Linked DNA regions of Homo sapiens: regions 1 and 2 are each linked to region 3. The links are chromatin contacts, found by Hi-C or POLR2A ChIA-PET in ENCODE. All regions are on one chromosome and are shown on one strand. Each heading gives the region's core, a stretch centred on a gene start or an enhancer-like site at or near the end of the contact. The rest is flanking DNA. Distances are from core to core; before and after follow the strand shown. Region 1 has its middle 60 kb from the start of LINC02789. Region 2 holds the start of LINC02789 (long intergenic non-protein coding RNA 2789). Region 3 holds the start of NEK7 (NIMA related kinase 7).

Region 1 (4,930 bases), core at 105-2,604, 930 kb before region 3:
GCTAGCTACAGAGCGCCAATGGGTACATTTTTACAGAGAACTAATTGGTGCATTTTACAAACCTCTAGCTAGCTACAGAGTGCTGATTAGTGCGTTTTTACAGAGCACTGATGGATGCATTTTACAAACCTCTAGCTACAGAAAAGTTCTCCAAGTCCCCACTTGACCCAGGAAGTCCAGCTGGCTTCACCTCTCAATAACTCCTACTTCTGTTTGGAACTCATCTCTGGAATCATCTGGCTTCAGAGTCCAACCAGAGTCAATAGTTATGAATATACCCTTGGTTATTCTGTTCCACACTCATCATACTCTCTTGCATGATCCAGGCCTGGATTTAATATCCAGTCATTTAGTATCTTCCCAAACTTGGACTACTTATTGAACTTTATCATGTGTAAAATGGGGCAATGTATCATGTGTAAAATGGGGCAATGTTATCAGCCTCACTGGATTATTTTACAGATTAAAAGAGAACAAATATAGGGAGTTAAGAACTAACTCTTGAACATGATAAGTGCTCAGTGTATTTTGATCTTTTTCCTTATGTTAATCAAATAACACCTGTCACTGCAGGCTTCATGAGAGTTGGTCTGTTTCTACAAATTATTTTTTATATCTTTTCAATATGTACTTCTTTGTTTTCCCACCATGATAGCACACTGCTGATGTTAAAAATATCACTGAGAACCAATTGATAAATATCAGAGCATTACCTCCCCACAAAAGGGTAATTCAGAGTTTGTAAACGATGACATTAATGGAAAATGCCACTTCAATTACAATTTTTTCTTTTCTGCTTTTTTTTTTTGGAGGGACTTGTTAAGAAAAATTATTCTAAGTTTTAATATTTCAAATTACATAGGATATTACATAGTTTAATCAAATTACATCTTTGCACATCTTGATTGATTCATTCATTTTGAAATATTACTTTAAAATCATGAAAATACAATAATAATTCTCATTCCAGTTTCTTTGATATTTTATCAAAACCAATATCCGTCATCAGTTTGTGGCAATATTTGATTTTTTTATCATGATTTAGTTCTTCTATTTTTAAGAATACATTTATTCTATCATCACATCACATTGTCAGAAGTCTCATAAGAAACATTGTTGAGAACTGTGTGACCAAGTACTTCTTTTAGGGTGTAATTCTTTCAAAGCAAGCTCTAGATTTTAACATAGTTGAATTAGTAGTATTTTTTGGCAATTTAATATGGAGGTATAAGATATTTGCACAAACTTACATATTTCTTAGAGGCTCCCTTCAATGAATGTTTTGAAACCAAACACGTGTATAACATCACCTAAACCAAGAAAGAGGATGTGGCCAGTATGTCGGAAAACCCCACTTATGCCAACTCCAGTTACTATTCTCCACCCCACAGTTGACACCCACTTCTAAAACCAGAGATGTTGCATATCTCTCACCTTTATCAAAATAAAATTTATCATTGACTAATTTTATTAATTTTAATTGATTTCATTAAAACAAAATGATACTGTATCTATTTAGTTGTGTGTGACTTCCTGTTCAACGTCTTGCTTGGCAAATTTAGAACTGTTTTTGCACACAGTTGTAATCAGTTCCTTCTTACTGACATATGGTATTTCACTAGAATTATGAACATACCAGTACAGGAGTTTTGGTAAACATGTGTATGCATTTCTATTGGGTATATCCTTAGAATTTGAATTGCTAGGCTGTAAGGTATGCATACATTTAGCTTTAGAGGACACTGCCAAAGAGCTTTCTATGAGGTTGTACTAAACTATACTAAACTATGTCTCACACCAACAGTATATGAAACTTGCAGTTGCTACAGATCCTCACCAACACCTGGTATTGTCTGTCTTCTCATGTTAACAATTCCAGTGAGGAAGTAGAGGTATCACATTGTGGTTTTTTAACTTGCATTTTGTCAATGAGTAATAAATATGAGTAACTTTTTCTATATTTATTGACCATTTTAATGTATTTTATGTGAATTGTTTAAGTATTTTGTGCATTTTACTATTCGATTTTCTATCCTTTCCTTATTAGTTTGCAGGTGTTCTTTACAGAGTCTAGATATGATTTTTTGTGTGGGGGGTAAATTTTTTGTAGATATACTCCTTCTTTATTTATTTAATGTTATCATTTGATGAACAGAGCTATTGATTTATCTTTTTGCTTTAGTTTAAAACTATTTGTGTTCTGTTTCTGAAATCTTGGACTACTCTAAAATCATGAAGATGATTGCCCATGTTTTCATCTAAAGCCATTATTGTTTTACCTTAACCACATAGACCACAGTCATTTTTAATTGATTTTTGTGACTTGGGTGAGCAGAAATTAAGATACTTATTTTTCTCAAATAAGTAATCCATTGATGCAGCACCTTTATTGGAAAAACTACACGTTGCCCACTGCACAGCAGTGTTACTTTTGTGATAAATTAGGTTGGCGTATATATGGGTAAAACTGTTTCTTAGTGAGTATATGAAGCACATATAGAAAACTAAAGAGAATAGTATAATTATCCCATACTATCCATCACACAGCTTCAATAATTATCAGTTCATGGACACTTTTCATATACTAGCACTCACTTCTTTCCGCAATTCCAAAGATTATATTATTTATCCATTAGTATTTCAGTATATCTTTCTGAAAGATAAGGTCTTTTTTCTAACATTCTGAAATATTATATTATCACACCTAAAAACTAACATTCACTTAATATCACCAAATGCCCACTTATTGTTCAATTTCTGATTGTCCCATACATTTTTAAGGAGGTGTTCATCCAAATTACATTTTTAAGGACTTGTTCATCTAAATTAGAATTAAAAAATGTTTATGAACCTGAGCAACATAGTGAGAGACCCCATCTCTTAAAAAAAAAAAATTGGCCGGTCATGGTGGCATGCGCCTGTGTTCCCTGCTACTCCAGGAGCTGAGGCAGGAGGATCTCTGGAGCCCAGGATTTTGAGGCTGCAGTGAGGTACGATTACATCACTGCACCCCAGCCTGGGTTGTTGACAGAGTGAGATCCCAGCTCTTAAAAAGAAAATGTTTATACATTGTAATTGGTTGATAGGTCTCTTCAGTCTCTTCTAAAAACTACAGTTTTTCCTCTCTCTCTCGTGCGTGTATGTGTGTGTGTGTGTTCTTTGCGATGAATTTTTAAGAAGCTGGTTCAATAGTTCAGTAGAGTGGTCCACATTTTGGATTTTGTTATATTAGTCAATGATTAGTTCCTATTGGAACAAGACTTTTTTAAAAAAGATTGATTTCTAGGTACTGAAACAAAGCAACAGTTACCTCAATATCACCAAAGTGGAGTACCAGCTGAAGTTTGTGCTAATACCTAATGCTTATGTAAGAAATACACCTATTTTTATAATAGGTTTCTATATGCACTGTCCAAGGGCATTTTAACTGTAGCACTATTGACATTTTGTTTGGGCTGGTGAATTCTTTGTTGTAAGGGGATGTCCTACACTTTGTAGGATGTTTAACAGTATCACTGGCCTCTTTACTTTAGATGCCAGTAGCAGGCCCCAGTTGTGAACATATAAAACACTTATTGTCATTCACCCACTGCTTGCCATTTTTCATCCCTATTCTTTATATTTTCTCACCTTGATCTGTTATAAGTTCCTTGAGAATAGGAGCAATGTCTTAATGAATGAATTGGGGTTATTGATCATTTTTATGCCCTTGTGATATTTGCTTCTGAGGACCAAATGAGATAATCCACAAAAGACTCCCTTCGAACACTTTGCAGGGCCCTGGTAAAAGTGTTGGACATTTTTAGATCCTGTTACTGGTTTTGCCTCACCATTTCCTGCTGCATTGTACTCAGTCCACTGCTATTGACTCCTCCATTTCAAACCAAGCATTTTTGTGTAGTCAGCAATGTTTTTCCATTAATTCTTCTTTCCTTCTTCACACAAATCAACCAACTTTTTCCTCTTGACTTAATTCCCACAGTTTCAAGTTACAGCTTTCCCAGCCTCATCTCTCAGCTTCTCATACACTAATCTTTCTGTGTTTCCCACAGTCAACCTCCCTATTTCTACTCCATTTACCTACACTCCCACCATTCTCTCCCCGAATACACTCCCACGCCATTTCTTCTAATTTATGTCTTCCTCTTCTTCTCTATCTTAATAACATTTTCTCTGCTAATTCCTAAAAATCTGTTGATGTATTCCCCTTTGTATTTCCTAACCTTCTACAATAATTTTTTACTACATTATTATTTTTAAAATTATTGAGTGTCAAACCACAACAAATAAGTTTTAAAAAGTTAAATAAGGCATAGGTCCTGCTCCAGAGGATCTTGGAGAAGAGATAACGGATAAAATAATTTCTGTGCCAAGAGGTCCTGTTATAATGATGCCTCTAATGGTGTTGTGAGACTCACAGATGAAGCAAAAAATTTTGCTTTGAAGAAGGTAAATTATATTTAAAAAGTGGCACTTCTATTTTGTCTTAAAGGGTGTTAACTGAGAAAGAAGTAGGGAAAAGGATTCCAGGCCCAGAAAAGATCACAATTCTTTCTTGGTATGAAGAGTATTCCTTAAGATGGATGCATAGAGTCTCTGAAGTTGAGTGCCTAGAATTTTGTTCTATGTGTGCTACTTCATTGGTCTATTTTAGTCAAAAATCTTATACACTCTTCCATTTGGATTGAAATCTCCAAGGGAGGTTGGAATATAAACGGCATCAAATACCAGACTAATCCACTCACTGATGTTTTGAATAAGCATGGCACTGATAACATGCCTCAAGTTCTGAAAGTCATACAGGGCAACACATCACCCTTTTCAGTTGTCTCTAGACAAAAACAATCATCATGCTCTCTTGGGCAACTGATTTTAATTTCAAAATAAAAGATAACGGCTGAGCACGGTGGTACACACCTGTAATCCTCCT
Region 2 (4,552 bases), core at 1,570-4,069, 990 kb before region 3:
TAAAGTATAAACATACATAATTTTTAAATCCACCCAGAACTATTTTAAAAAGCAAAACCATTATGTTTACACTTGCTTACCCCTATTTTCTTTACATCATTTAGATGACTCTTACTGCATGAACTTAAAAATACAATGTGGTATTGGAAATTTTACCATCGTTTTGAAGTTAAGCATAAAATATTCATCCTAATTATATTTGCATGTACAAATAATTGCATCAGTGTAACTGAGTTTTGGATGATTTCTGATTTTGAAAAACATAAAATAAATTTACAATTAGAATTATTACATTTACTTTTCAGTGCTCAGTAAAGTCTTCGATGGTATTAGTGCTATAAAACATTTTACTTTATGCTATAAATTAGCATAATCTTATTAATTTTCATCTGTCTCCTAAGAAATGCCAGATTTACAAAAACATTCAAACCAAAACTCTGTAGCCTGTAGACTTCTAGTAGTCTACCTGTCAGTTCTGATTAATTTGAGTAATCCAGTTATTTCACTGACCTACTTTTTCAATGACTACTAACTTTTCTAAGCAAAAATCAAAGGTTTATTTTTTCTTGATGGTGTTTTTTTTTGCCTAGGATTATTAATAATTCAGTCAACAGATTTGTAAAGCTAACTTTTATTTCTGGAATTTTTTTATATTCATCATAAAATAGTGAATTGTCCATATTTTTCTATCATTGAGACACATTGGTCAGATCTAATATATATTCCATATTATTTCCATTTAATTTATACCTCCAAAAAGAATAAAAAATAAGGATGAAAGTATCAATCAAGATATCTTTAAAGTAATAAAAAAAATCCTGCCCTAGTTTAAGGTATTTTCGGCACTTTTCAAAAAAAGATAATTAAATTAAAATTGGCTCCTATGAATAAAATTTTACATTTTGAGGATAAGGGGCTTGTTTCTAATCCTTTTTGATATTATCTGCTGACTTCACTGAACTTAATTATACAAAGTACATTTAATCCAACTTGTCACATACACACACACATACACACACACACACACACAACTATTTGCACTTGTCTTATTTGAAATGGCAAAGATGTGACACTGGATTGACATGGTTTCCTTAACACTCATGTTGCTAAACTAGAACGTGCTAGGGGCAAATAACTCTTATAACATTGCTCCAAAATATTTATGATATTTTTGGAGTCCTAGTCAGTTAACCGTGCGAAAATTTTTTTTAAAAAGGACTCTCATTTTATAACAGCAACATAAGGATATAATATTAATAGCCCTATTAATGTGCATTGAATGCATGCTGAAATGCTAACTAGCCTATCAAGTCCACCACAGCATCATTGAAATAGTTATGAATTAACTCAGACTTTCAATCTTATATGCTTGTATCTGTATTCTTAATGCTTGCCTTTTAGTAAATTTTATAGGAAATAATATAACCTCCATTTCATACTAATATGGACTCTACTTTCATAGGAGTTATCTACTGTCCTTGATGAATATCCATAATGCACAATGTTAAAATGAGAAAGCTATAATTGGTAAATAGGTCAATAAGTGCACAGTTCAGAAGACAGCCATATCATGCTGTTATTTGTTCTCATCTCTCCCATAATGAGGATGTTCGCATTGCATGTTAAAAGTTGCTTCTGTGAAAAGCAATATTTGAATCATATACAAAGCTGTTGGACCAGGATGACAGGGTTCTTAACAAGAAAGGATAGAGCAAGTACTAGTCAACCCCAATGTGTCTATTGTAATAAATTCAAAAGGAAGAGCTAATCTGAGCAATGGATATGAAATAGGAAGCGTATACATCTGAGAGGAAAATATGTGAGGGATGATCGCAAAATGATTCATGACCTTAAAACTATTGTGGTGCCATGATAGACAGAAATTAACTCTCCATTTCACAGTAAAACCAAATAATTAACTCTCTCCTAATGAATGCCTTTTGGGATCCTTTCTGCAAGATCTCATCTGAAAGTCTTCTGTAAATAGCTGACATATCCAGCAATAGAGGAGCCAGCAAATACTGTGTTTTTAGAGAGAAAAAAAAATTTTTAAAGCAATTGCTAGATATTACAAAACTGATTTACCATCATCTAGTGGGTTCTTAGATTTAATTAAGTTTAATTAGATTTAGTTAGATGAATTAGATGCATCTAGACTCAGTTTACCTGATCTCGACCTAAAAGCAACATTTTGCCACTTCATTTGCATAGGGAAGAAGAAAATCTCATATAAGTCAACATTCAAACTCACCACAATAATGAGCCTCAATATTTGGACCTAAAATGGCTAGCACTTTTACACTTCATAATCACGGAAATGTGTTATGTTAAAGCAGTAGGAAGGAATCCCCTTTTGTGTGGAATTCACCATAGTAAAACCAACAAACAGAAATAGACTATGGATTTGTTTGTTTTATAAAGCAAGTTTTGTTCATTCTGCTGTTAAATACTGAGAGCAGAGCCTTTTTGCTGCTAAAGGAAAAGAATCTAAGCATTATTGTTTACCCTGTAAAAAGTGTTACATGCTGTCAGAAAAGATCAATCCTTTCCTCCAGTATCTTTTTCTTTTCTAAAAGTCTTCCCCTGTACTGCCATGAACTGCTACAATGTTAACAGAATTAGAAGTTTATGTCTGTTCTAGTCTGCAAAATAAAATGCACAAATGCAAACCAAACTTACCTTCCATTAACGTTTTCAATTTTGAATATGTTTTCATTTATTCTAGTCTCTTGAAGTTAAATCATTTCCTTTATATGTAAGAAATTTGCTAATCATTCATGGGTATTGTTTTCTCTAGGTTATTTGGTTTCCTATGTATCAATTAGGACCCAGCCCAATTCCAAGTATATATAGCCAGAAAGATCATACCATCTCTACAATAAAATCCTAGTTAAGTCTTTGATTTTTAAAAATGCATACTTATTTTACACATTTATTTTTTAAAATTAAAAAATCTGCTTCCAAATTATGTATTATCAAAGAGTATACTATATAAAAATCTTAAGTTTAAATTAAACATAACTTTTAAAATTTATTAATTAAAGATAAAGGTGGTCTTTTTCTAATTTATGAAAGAATTCTACATCTAAGACTAGTTATGTTATCTTTCATTCCGATAACAAATGTTTTTCAGAATTACAGAATTTTTTAAATTTTATAAAATAGAATAATGTAGTGTGAAATAAACGTGCCAAATGTGACTTTTTTAACTTCTGCATTGTCTGACAGCCTATAGAGTTACAGGAAATGTTTTATGTCATTATTATAGCTTTGTTCTAATTAAATCCATATAATCTTCACTTTTTGAGTTTAATCAAAGTAATATATGCATTTAATTTATGCCCAAAAAGCCCATAATAAAAAGTAGTTACCCCTACTCTCTGAGTCCCAATCATTCCAATCCCCAGGTACAACCACTTTCTTTGGGATATTTGTTCAACTATACCTCCATGTTTATGAAATATATGATTGTTGCTTTTTGATATATTAATTTTTGACACCATGCATGCACTTCCTATAACTGTAAGATTACATTATGTTCTTATCCGTATTCTATATTGCCATTATTTTTACTATGTAATATTATTCTATTTTATTTTTTAAAAATAGAAACATGGTTTTGCTATGTTGCCCAGGTTGGTCTAGAATTCCTGGGCTCAAGTGATTCCCCTCCCCCTCCCAAAGTGTTGGGATTAAGTTGTAAGCCACTGCACCCAGTGGCTAGTAGAGAATAGTAGTACTAGTATTCTCTACTAGTAGAGAATACTAGTACCATTCTCTTCTAACACCAATAATATACCACAATTCCCTTTTGTGTACTTTTTAGTTTGTTGTATTTAATAATTATCTAATTTTTTCAATTTCATTGTTTTCTCTTGAAGTGTTACTAAGTTGTTCCATATCTTTAATAACAGTTAGTGGACCAGATTTTGTTCGAAAACTGTCATTCAGAAGTGCTTAATGCACCTACTCCAATCTGGACTGAGTACAAATGCTTCTCTCATTGCTTTGAGGATATTAACTTAGCAGCACATTAAGGGATGGTTGGTAGGAGCAATCTCTTTTGGGTACAGATAATAAGGGGTTTATTGTAGAACGTTTTAGAATAAAGAACGTTTTAGAATAATACTAGAGTTGACCAAATATCAGTTTTCATTTTTATCATCACCATGCATCAGTAAATTCTAAACAAAGTCAACTATAAAATATTCTTCACTGCCAGGGCCAATTGCTTCAACCACCGTGTTTCTGCCTATTATATGTTACTTTATTAATTACAGTTCTTTCACACTTTTCTTGAATTTTTACATGTTCTCTTAAATCTCCTTCATCTTCTTTTGCTTTTATTCTTTTTTCTTTTTGTATTTGCTTATTTATGTTGGCGGCATGCTTCAAAAGCCTAGTGATTTGCAGATTCACCTTATAATGAAGTTATTTTAAAAGCTAGAAAATCTGTGTTCCTCAGCTGTGTTTGTTGAGTGGTAGGCTGGTTTTGTGAGGGTGGCTCCTAAATGTCAAGATCTCTGGCTCCATTTTTGGGGACTATTCCTGT
Region 3 (4,880 bases), core at 2-2,501:
AATTGCGCAAGGACAGTAACATGTATCTTACTGTAAACTAAGTATATTTTTTAGCATTTCTCCCCAGTGAGGACTACAGCAAGGTGAGAACACGATACATCATCTCTCCGCGACCCCAGTACGCTCCCAGTGCAAGACTAAATAGAGGATGCTGCGGTTTTAGGAGTGAAGGCCTACAGTGTAACAGAGGCAACAGAAGTTCTTTAGCTCTCAAGGCAGCATCCTCTAGGTTGTGCTCGCTTCCTTACACTGTTCTGCGGTCATACGGTCTTGTCACTTTTCTCTGTTTTCCTTTGGCTACCCTTCTCTGACTTTGGCCTCAGTTTTCAATTTCTTTTCCATTGCCACCATCACCAGCAATGTTCGCTATTGCCTCGCAATCCCTCTCTCCGACATTTTGTAATCCCGAGTCTCTCCCAAGTTCATTCTCCGACAGACCTCTCACGCTCCCTGTACTTCTGAAGCCACTTCGGATTCTCCCCTATCTGCCGGCTCCCACCACCCACTCTCTCCCAGCGCACTTCACTTTCCTAAGTCGGGCTGCTGCCGAATCCTGACAGACGGACTTCACCAATCCGCGAGAGATAAATAACCGACGTCGCCAATGAGCATCCGCCGGAAGGCGGGACTTCGCTTAAGTTCCTCGGGTCCCGAAACCAAAGACCTGTTGCCGCCGCCGCCGTGGCCACGGAGTTTCTTAGTTACCGCGGCGCCCTTGGCGGCCTCGGGCCTCTAGAGCCGGGGCCAGGTATGAAGTTTCCTGCCGCCCCCTCCCACCGCTGCCAACGAACAAGACCGAAACCCCCATCCGCCTCGAGCGCAGCGCGCCCCGCCCCACCTACCCCGAGCGAGGGTATCCCGGAGGCCGCCCCGCGCGGTCCCGACCTCCCTCTCCCGGCCCGACTCCCGCAGGCGGCCCCTCCCGGCAGGAGCTGCCCGGTCCGGGCGCCTGAACCCTGGGCAGCGACTCACCAGGAAGTTGGGAGTTTTCCGTTCTCCCGCCCGCGAGAGACCTTGGGCGGGCGGGTGGCTCGGCGCGGCGCCGCCGTCGGAAAGCGCGCTGGGCCGGGGGCTGAGGCTGCGAGGCCCGGAGCCTGTCGGCCACCTCCCGCCGCGCCGCCCCGGCGGACGCTGCAGGCGCGGGGCACCCACCCTGCGCACTGCGAGGCGCGTCCGGAGTGCGAGCCTAGCGGCGGCCCATCCTCCCGCGACTCCCGATCCTCCTCCTGCTGCCGCCGCTGTCAGGAGTGTAAACATCCCGGCATCCCCGAGGAGAGGGGCGGGGCGGGCGCCGGCCCCACCCCGCGTCGTGAGTCCAGGCCGGCTGCCCGATGGAGGCTTCCCGCCTGCGTCCCCGGCGCTCCCTGGAGCTGGGGGAGCCTCGGCGGTTTCCCTACTGGAGCCGAAGTCGCTCTGGAGGAGCCCCTCCTGGCCCCTCTCTTCCGGTTGTCAGGCCTAGCGTGGTGCGGGGCACCGCGTCCGGTCCCCTGAGCCCTCTTCCCCGGCTGCTTTTTAAGAACCCAGGGTCGGCTGCTTTTTAAGAACTTGTTTTTTCTTCATTTATATGTAAGTGCCCCCACTTGCAAGCGGTGAACCGACTTACTGATGTTCCCTTCTGGACCACAGCGTTTGTGATCCCATCTTCTTTTACCAGGTGATTTAAACTACCTCTGTGTTTAATGTGGAGTGCAGGGAAATGAGAAAAAAAAAAAAAGGCGTTTTCCTGAGTCTGGCTAAGCAAACGTTGCATGAAAGTGTCCCAGCATAGAGGACAGGGGCTTCAACAACATTCCAGAAGGTAAACTCCCTGGTGTGGTACGGAGGATCTTTGAAATAAATATGTGCAAAATCACCCAGAACCCTAGTACACGAAACTGCAAAAGGAATGCTTTGACACCAGCAGCTTCACGACTTAAGTTAACAGGGCATGAACTACTCGAGGAGACGGCTAGGAGGCAGTATGGAGTCGGCCATACCTTAATTGTCGTCTCAACTCAGTGATTAATTTTGTGACCTGGCTGCAAGTTATTTAACCTCTCCAAGTCTCAGTAACTCTCTGTAAAAGGAGATTAGTTGTAATACCAACCTCTAGGACCATAGTTAGAATTAAGTGAGATAAAGCAAAGTGCTTAACCACAAAGCTTGGCATATAAGACGTGCTCATTAAATTGTTGCTGTTGTTCATAGGTCTCTCACTAGTTTAACTTCCCTGACAAAAAGATTAGAGCCAAGAATGAGTAGATTATACCTCAAACATTTAAAATGTTAAAGCCATGAAATTAAGATCTGGAAAGTTTATTTTTAAAAAGAAAAATGGCCGGGCGCAGTGGCTCATGGCTGTAAGCCTAGCATTTTGGGAGGCCAAGTGGGGGGGGGGGTGATCACCTGAGGTCAGGAGTTCGAGACCAGCCTGGCCAACATGGCGAAACCCTGTCTCTACTAAAAATACAAAAACTAGCCGAGCGTGGTGGCAGGAGTCTATAATCCCAGCTACTGGGGAGGCTGAGGCAAAAGAATCGCTTGAACCCGAGGCGGGGAGGAGGTTGCAGTGAGCAGAGATCGCGTTACTTCACTCCAGCGTGGGTGAAAGAGCGAAAATCCGTCTCAAAAAAATAAATAAATAAATGAAAACGTTCACGATCTCAAAAGGAGGCCTTGATTCATGTGGCTCAACAAATATTCATAAATGGGCTAGGCAATGTTCTAAGGAATGAGGATACAACAGCTCACCGAGATATACAGTGCCTGCTGTCATAGAGCTTATATTGTAGTCGGAAAGGCCAAAAAAAAAAAAAAGCCAATAAATACCTACTATGCCAGATGGTGAGTCATAGAAAAATAAAGCAGGGTAGGGAGACATGGGGAGGGAGGATGCTATTTTAAATATGTTTGTCTGGGAATGCCTCTCTGACATTTGAGCAGAGAACTAAGGAAGTGAGAAATTAGCCATTTGGCTACCCAGGGTTAGAATATTTTACACAGAAGGATCAGCAAATGCAAAGACCCTAAGTGGAAGTGGGCTTGGCATGTTTGAGAAATAGGCAGGAGGTCAGTGTAGGCTAGAATTCAGTGAGCGGTGGGAAAGCAGCTGACTAAATCAGAAGAGGGAGTAGGGTACAAGAAGGGTATAGTTGTAGAATCTTGTAACCTTTAAAATTTATTCTGAATGAAAAGGAGAGCCATTGGAGGAGTGACCAAATCTGATTTGGGTTGGGAGAGAAGAGCTGCACTGTGGAGAACAGATTGAGCCTAAGAGCAACTAGATGTTAGAAGACTATTGTAATGATCCAGGTAAAATACATTGATGACAGACCAGAGTGCAGGTGGTAAAAATGGTGAGATTCCATTTCTAAGAGCAAACAAGATTTGCTGATGTATTGAATGTCAGGTAAGAAAGGAGGCAAGAACAAAGCCAATGAAATTGGCATTTGAACCAGATCATTTTATCAGGTCACACCAAATCAAATCTGTCAGTCAATAGAAACAGTGTCACTGGCGTCATACACAGGCACACATTGCAGGAAAAAAATAACCAGATATCCTTAGGGTAAAGACATGTCAACCTCAGACCAGACGTATGTGTAAGGTTTTTTTCTGTTTGTTTTGGGTTTTTTTTTTGTTTTTTGTTTTTTGTTTTTTTGGAGACAGCCTCTCGCTCTGTCACCCAGGCTGGAGTGCAGTGGCGTGATCTCAGCTCACTGCAACTTCCACCTCCCAGGTTCAAGTGATTCTCCTGCCTCAACCTCTTGAGTAGCTGGGATTACAGGCATGTGCCGCCACACCTGGCTAATGTTTGTATTTTTAGTGCAGACAGGGTTTCACCATGTTGGCCAGGCTGGCCTCGAACTCATGAACTCGAATGGTCTGCCCACCTCAGCCTCCCAAAGTGGTGTGAGCCACTGTGCCCAGCCAGTTTGGTGTTTTTTGTTTTTTAATAAACTACAGATTTATCTATGACCAAATATTCCATTGGTAAAAGCAAAACACATACACCTTGAGAACACTGACTCATAGTCAAATGGATCAAAATGAGCTCATGAAGTCCTACTAGCTGAAAAGACTGTTGAGGAAGAATCCTTATCAGTGGCTATATAGTGCCCAAAGTATTGAAATACTCTGATATGTCCTATTTCTTCACCTTAAAGTACTGCTAAGCTACAGCTAAATAGTCATACAGTGTTTCAAAGATTGGAAGGTTGTCAGAACTGAATCCACCACACTTTTTCTCTTTAGCTTTTTATCAGCTTTGTGGTGGATAGGGAAAGTTGTTCCTGGCCACTGGCCTCCTGGCTGTGAGCAAATGCTAATGGAAACGCAGAAAAACCTGGCCAAAGAGGATCTGTGGTCCAGGATCTTTAGAACAGAATCTAGCTTTAACTGCTTTTCTATTCATCTCCCCACCAAGCTTGCTCCAAAAATGCTTGTTTGGCTTCATGAAACACATTAATTATAGTCCTTTATATGAAGTACTTAGTGTTTATACCTAATTACCACGCAATACATACCATTAACTATCAGATTAACTTTGCTGTAAGTGGTTTTTGATTATTACACTTGAAACCTCTCAGTTACACCAAGTTTTTATGTTTTGTTATTCATATATCTTGCTGGCCCCACAGGTAATATCAATTATTGAAACTACTCTTTCTCCCTAGGCTAACCCAGACGAGATGTTATGTACTGGGATCAGTGTAAATGCAATTTCTCTGTAAGGAGAGAAGCTTGCTAGAAAAACATTTTCTTAAGGAAAAATGATGAAGTAATACTAAAAATAATTCTCCTTTGAAAGAGAGCTTAGCCACTGGGGTAGACCAGAAAGGTCTAGCCTTCTTGACTCAAACATAGTGCTGGCAACAGGTGTATTTAAAAAGCTACTAGTG

Evidence for each region. A loop is a pair of places that touch in the nucleus more often than their neighbours do. ChIA-PET counts read pairs that join two places held with the same protein, here RNA polymerase II (POLR2A). Pooled maps may share reads with other maps.
Region 1: a pooled map shows a loop between it and region 3 (3-fold over the local background). The contact joins the enhancer-like site here to the promoter of NEK7 in region 3. A Hi-C loop is called at or near these places in 6 of 37 single-sample maps with no recorded cell type and 5 of 50 pooled maps. POLR2A ChIA-PET finds 5 or more read pairs at or near these places in 1 of 52 experiments (H1).
Region 2: a pooled map shows a loop between it and region 3 (2.1-fold over the local background). The contact joins the promoter of LINC02789 here to the promoter of NEK7 in region 3. A Hi-C loop is called at or near these places in 3 of 37 single-sample maps with no recorded cell type and 3 of 50 pooled maps.

What each region holds. Positions count from the first base shown.
Region 1 is chr1:199,086,380-199,091,309 of GRCh38, reverse strand. No RefSeq gene overlaps it. Among named protein-coding and RNA genes, the nearest start is that of LINC02789, 60 kb to the left of the region's middle. RefSeq lists an enhancer at 1,669-1,718. Within about 2 kb of position 1,354, at least 3 of the 41 ENCODE cell types and tissues checked have a DNase peak (open chromatin) inside an H3K27ac peak, as active enhancers do.
Region 2 is chr1:199,146,865-199,151,416 of GRCh38, reverse strand. It overlaps LINC02789 (long intergenic non-protein coding RNA 2789), which reads right to left and starts at 2,819. Exons shown (of 4, transcript NR_147896.1): 1 at 2,680-2,819. The region is part of intron 1 of LOC107985243 (a long non-coding RNA gene); the gene reads left to right.
Region 3 is chr1:198,153,369-198,158,248 of GRCh38, reverse strand. It overlaps NEK7 (NIMA related kinase 7), which reads right to left and starts at 1,251. Exons shown (of 10, transcript NM_133494.3): 1 at 973-1,251. RefSeq lists enhancers at 526-575, 2,006-2,065 and a silencer at 816-1,415.